Linked DNA regions of Homo sapiens: region 2 is linked to region 1. Evidence: read pairs that join two places in POLR2A ChIA-PET (ENCODE). Cell type or tissue: Panc1. All regions are shown on one strand. Each heading gives the region's core, and the rest is flanking DNA. Links, peaks and the distances in the headings are about the cores only.

What was found. ChIA-PET counts read pairs that join two places held together with the same protein. Peaks named below come from ENCODE experiments on the same cell type or tissue, not always from the same donor. Only the 100,000 strongest peaks of a DNase experiment are listed, where the experiment ranks them.
Region 2: POLR2A ChIA-PET joins it to region 1 with 5 read pairs; 2 of 35 experiments call an interaction of 5 or more read pairs at or near these places.

Annotation. Positions count from the first base shown.
Region 1 is chr9:3,925,285-3,928,205 of GRCh38, forward strand. All of the region lies in intron 6 of GLIS3 (GLIS family zinc finger 3), which reads right to left. Among named protein-coding and RNA genes, the nearest start is that of GLIS3-AS1, 28 kb to the left of the region's middle. RefSeq lists an enhancer at 2,011-2,921. In Panc1, for the core only: no CTCF peak of the experiment used is centred there; no DNase peak of the experiment used is centred there.
Region 2 is chr9:4,143,346-4,146,266 of GRCh38, forward strand. The region is part of intron 2 of GLIS3 (GLIS family zinc finger 3); the gene reads right to left. Among named protein-coding and RNA genes, the nearest start is that of GLIS3-AS2, 150 kb to the right of the region's middle. In Panc1, for the core only: no CTCF peak of the experiment used is centred there; no DNase peak of the experiment used is centred there; H3K4me3 peaks cover 2,090 bases; H3K27ac peaks cover 2,284 bases.

The DNA of each region.
Region 1 (2,921 bases), core at 284-2,783:
ACTGAAAGCTGGCATCTCCCGGTGTGTCTCTTGTTAGAATGTAATCTTCAGGAGAGTGGGGCCAGGTCTTGCTTCTAAATCCTCAGAGCTGGCATGGGCCTCGCCTGTACTGAGTACAGCAGGTCCTGGAATAACGTGGTGTCTTTATAATGCTGATGAGAAAAAAAATCGATTCCTGGCCAGAGCTGGTGTCTGTGTGAAGTGTTCTCCCCATGTCTGTATGGGTTTTCTCCAGGTACTCTAGTTTCCTCTCATGTACCAAAGATGTTACCATTAGGTGAATGGGTGTGTCTACATGGTCAGTGTGTGTGCGTGTGCGCGCGTGTGTGTGTGTGTGCGCGCGATCACTGTGATGAGACGGAATCCTCTCCAGGCCTTGAACTGTTGGGGTAGGATCCAGCCACCCTCAACCTTGAACTTAAACAATTGGGAAAATAATTTTTGTATTTGCTTTTAATTATCTTTCTTAAAAGTACATAAGCTCACATTCACTTCAATGTTTAATGTTAAAAGTGTTTGAGATCTTTATTTAGAAGTTTGATGATGTTTTTGTGACCAGAAATATGCCCTCGGAACTTAATTCTCGTTTTATCAATTAGCCTTTGGTAAAATTGGTTCTGTTATACATCATGTTGCTTAGAGTTGCAGTTTCCAAGAACCTACTGAGGCCATTAAGTGAGGGCAGAGTGTACTCAGAGAATCACAAATGCTAACCATCTGGGTCATTTTCTTAGATGGGAGCACTAAGCTATGCTTTTCACTGTCTAGCATGCAGTCCCTCAATTGAGTGCCATCTCCGTTAAGGAGGACAGGCTGCAGAAAGGTGCAATTAAAACAAATTAAGATGATCCTAACATCTATTGCTATAGTTTAGTAGTATCAGGTTCTTTTTTTAAAAGCTCATACAGGAAGGTACAGTATTGCGACTAAAGCAATGCTTTTTCTTTTGTTTTTTTTTTTTTCTTTGACGGAGTCTTGCTCTGTCACCCACACTAGAGTGCAGTGGTGCAATCTCTGCTCACTGCAAGCTCCACCTCCTGGGGTCATGCCATTCTCCTGCCTCAGCCTCCAGAGTAGCTGGGACTAAAGGCGCCAGCCACCACGCCTGGCTAATTTTTTGTATTTTAGTAGAGACGGGGGTTTCACCATATTAGCCAGGATGGTCTCGATCTCCTGACCTCATGATCCGCCTGTCTCGGTCTCCCAAAGTGCTGGGATTACAGGCGTGAGCCACCGCACGCGGCCTGCAATGCTTTTTAAAAATTTGCAGCCAATCTATATTTTTTCATTTCTTTCTTCCTTTCCTCCTTTTCTTTCTCTCTCCTTCCTTCCTTCCTTCTTTTCTTTCTTTCTTTTGTCTTCTCACTCTGTCACCCAGGCTGGAGTGCAGTGGCATGATTACAGTTCAGCTCACCACAACCTCTGCCTCCCGCGTTCAAGGATTTATCCTGCCTCAGCCTCCCAAGTAGCTGGGATTACAGGCGCACGCCACCATGCCTGGCTAATTTTTTTGTATTTTTAGTAGAAATGGGGATTCGTCATGTTGGCCAGGCTGGTCTTGAGCTCCTGGCCTCAAGTGATCCACCCACCTCGGCCTCCCAAAGTGCTGGGATTACAGGCGTGAGCCATTGGGCCTGGCCTCATTTCTAAATTAGTCATTTGAATGTGTTCCCACTACAAATATGATCAGCTCCTCAGAGAGGCCTTTCCTGCCCATCTCACTTCAATAGGCCACCCTCTGTTAACATCCGTATCAGTTCCCTTATTGTTTCCTTATCTGTATTTATGTGGCTGATTTTCTGTTTATTTTTTTTACTGTTGTTGGACTTTCATGAAGATAATGTAAATCTATGAGGGCACAGAACTTGTCTGTCTTATACACATTTGTATCTCTGGATCTAACCTAGTGCCTGACACGCAGTAAGTACTCAATAAATATCTGTTGAGTAGAATAAATGATATTCCTTGAGACTGTACTTTGCAAACAATGTAGTAGAAGAGTAGTTTGTTGAGATCTCTGGAGAAAAACAAAGATGGTTTAGTTGGCCAAATAATTTTGAGCAACGCCTAATGTTACCTTCCTTCTGGAATACTGGTATATCCAAGGCTCTGAGAACTATTGCAAGAAAGAAACCCTTGGGTAGTACTTAACTTAGTGTGTCCTAAATTTATATGACCAAAAAAACTTTTTAAAAGAAATATCTAATAACATTCTGTGGAACGTATTCTAAAGCGCACACCTCGGGCAACAGCTTTAAGCACGAAATAAGATCCTGGACCATTACCCCAGAGATGGTGGTAGATATCTTTCGATATTTTTCTGTATTTACGGAAAGGCCAAAGACAGCTTTTCTGATCACTCAAGAAAGGAAGAGAAGCTTATTCTTACTAAGTGGTCACTTTCATTGACAACCTCTCCTAAATCCTGCAAATTATGGATTCTTACCTCTTTTTAAATGGCTCCCATCACTATGTAGCATCAAAATGCTCTGGAAAGCATAGCTGGCAGCATATTGGGTCTACCTAAAAGGGAAGCCTCCAAGCAACTGGTTTCAAATCCAAATCACTGCTATTGGCACAGGGTTAAATTTAAGATGGCTTATTTTTTCATTTGAGTTTAATTATTAATTAGCATAAAAATTTCTAACCAAAAACACTGGTGTTACAAAAGCATCTCCCAGAGCCTTTATTGAAGTAAGTTACTTTTCAAATGAGAGCATCAGGATATTCAGGTATGTCTCACCATCATTTTGAGGTGTGAGGTAAGTAATGCATCATCAACAATGATTAAAGTACAGAAGTTTGTGACTCGCTTTTAAAAAATCAGTGCCGTTTCAATGTCATCCCCGTAACAGCATCACTCTCCGTCACGTGCATTCTAATATAGTTTCTAAAATGTGAGAGGAAGAGGTGGACTAGTT
Region 2 (2,921 bases), core at 314-2,813, 220 kb after region 1:
CACCCGAGGTCAGGAGTTCGAGACCAGCCTGTCCAACATGATGAAACCCTGTCTCTACTAAAAATACAAAAATTAGCCGGGCATGGTGGTGGGTGCCTGTAATCCCAGCTACTCAGGAGGCTGAGGCAGGAGAATTGCTTGAACCCAGGAGGTGGGGGTTGCAGTGAGCCGAGATTGCACCACTGCACTCCAGCCTGGGCGACAGAGCAAGACTGTCTCAAAAAAAAAAATAAAAACAAAAAAAAACTACTCTCTTAATAAATTTCAGGTAAACAATACAGTATTGTCAACTATGGTCACCACATTGTGCATGAGCAATCTCCAGAACTTATTCGTCTTGCATACACTGAAACTTCGTACTCTTTGACCAATATCTCCCATTTTCCCCACCTCCCAACCCCTGACAACCACTATTCTACCCTCTGCTGCTATGAGTTCCAGCATTTTGGATTCCACACCTAAGTGAGATCAGCCAGTATTTGTCTTTCTGTAGCATCTTTTGTCTTTTTCTATCAAGCACACTGAACTATCTATGGCGAAACCATCTAAATGTTTGAAAGAGATTTTCCACCATCTTCAGAATTCTAGGATCAAGCCAGTGAGAAAGAAAAGAGAATAGACGACGTCTCCCTTCCTGTTTAAACATAGTGAGCACCTTAGTATGGAAAGATTTTCCCATTATCTTCTTTCAAAAATGTGTCAGCATGGTTTGGGGGAGGGTGGGACGACAGGGCAAGTGGGAGAGCTGTTATTGGACCTCAGGGGAGAAGGCAAGGGAACAAAGATCGAGAAACCTTGCTCCATAAATGCTGTCCTGTCATCTGACACCACAGCGCAAGGAATGCTACTAACACCTCCGTCCAAAGGAGGAAAGAATAGAGTCCGAAAGAGATCTGAAAAGAAGGCGGATAATTCAGCTCAACCGACTTGTTTTTTGACACGTAGCCTTGAAAAGAACAATTTTACCTCAGAAACTTGGCAAATACAAAGTGATATTTTTTGATAGGTTATAACATGCATTTTACTAAATGCATGAAGAGAGGGCGAGGGAAAAAAAGGCCAGGTATCTGAAGACAGGAAAGTTGTCAGGTTTCTCGTTTCTGTGTCATTTTTGTTTAGTCGGTCAAATGAAAATTCAAAACCATATAATTAGATGGTTGTTTATACATGATTAAGCATGAGCTCATTGGACTCTACATGCCAAAAAGTCAGAGATGTGGTTAAGGGCAAGAAGGAACTATTAATAAAAGGAAATAAAGCTGTAATACATTTTTCACTTATGAATAAAAATAACTCAAAGGTCTCTAGATGGAAAAAGAGAAACAAAATCAACCATGAGTAGGGGCAAGAAACCAGATAATTTTATAAATGGTTAGAATTCAATAAAACATAAGCCACTGGTATGAAAAGGCTTTTTTTCCTCCTCCATGATTCTAATCCTATTTTTTGCTTCTCGTAAACATAACTCACAATGAGAACATAACAAAACTTACCTGTATTATATTTCTTTAGAACTGTTCTGGGAAATATTTAAGCAAGAACATGCTGTTTATTTACAAGAGTTACTTGTTCTTCATAACTGTCTTCACCAGTAATCCTCTCCGGAAAAACCAATAGCTGTCAGCTCCCTTGGAAAAGGCAGTGTCCTTTTGTTTTTAACAACTGCAGAATTTTCTTCCCATAGCGAAGTGAGCCCATTGAAAGCAAGGCTTAACTGACCATAACCTTCATAAAGGTAAGGCAGATGCTCCCAGATCCCCCACAGGATCTGTGATTTTAGACTTGGGCTCTGAAAACTGGTGAATCAACTGCTCATAGACCAAACACCACACTATGGATGAGGTCAGTGGGCAAGTCTTTGGGATGGCAGAGAAAATAAACTGATCCAGGATCAGCCTACTTACTCCTTGTTAGGTAAGGTTTTTAAGCCAATACTACAACGTCCCACTACTGGGAAAATACATCAATACAGGGTACCTCTGGAGAACACGCTGGTAAATGAAAAACTACACCCAAAGGTGGTTCAATTGTGTGTGTTATTTTCTATAAGCAAACATATCTTTAGGTTGCCAAGGCTAGTACCTTTTGCACACAACTGCTGTGATACATATAGTACAACCAATTGATTGGAACAACATGATCTAAAACCAAAAATGACCAAAGCCCACAGGATATCGCAACACACAGTTCTTAAGAATGAGGCTAAAATGAATCTAATAACATTCAAAAAGCCCATAATGCCTAAGAGGCATGAACACCGACTTTTACAGCCCGACTCTGAGAGCAGTCTCCAAGTCACATCAGTGCCCTCTGTCAGAGGGACCTAACATCTCAAACTTCCCTCTCTTTCCTCTCCCTTCCTCCCCTTCTCTTCCTGCCAGCTTCCCTCCTCCCTTTGTTCCCCCTCCCTCCCTCACTTTCTCCCTTTCTCTCCCTCTCTCTCCTTTAGTATCAGCCAGTTCTGACTCCCAGAGAGAGTAATCTTCTCTGGGAAGTGCATACCCGCTCAGTAGAATTTAAACAATATACTTCATTTAAGCCTGTATGATAAACTACAAAATATAGAAATTCCTAAAAAGGTCATTTCCAAGAAACTAACATGACAAAAAAGTACAAATCTGAAAAGGCATGGACAATTGAGACAAAGCACAACATTCATAACTAATTTGGCAATTTTAACCTATAAAACCTATATATTATCTACATGTCTTACATGAGATAGGTACTTTGTTCTAAAGATACTTTTTAATTATTGACCTGATTTTGTCAAATTCAGTTCTTAACATATTCATTTAGTGCAAGAAGCTACCCAAAGCTGGGAGGAAAGTGCACTTTCATGAAACAAAGTCTTTATGCACCAGAACTTTATGGATTTGTGTCTTTAATGTTGAAGGAAGGGGGGACACCTTACTAACTTAATA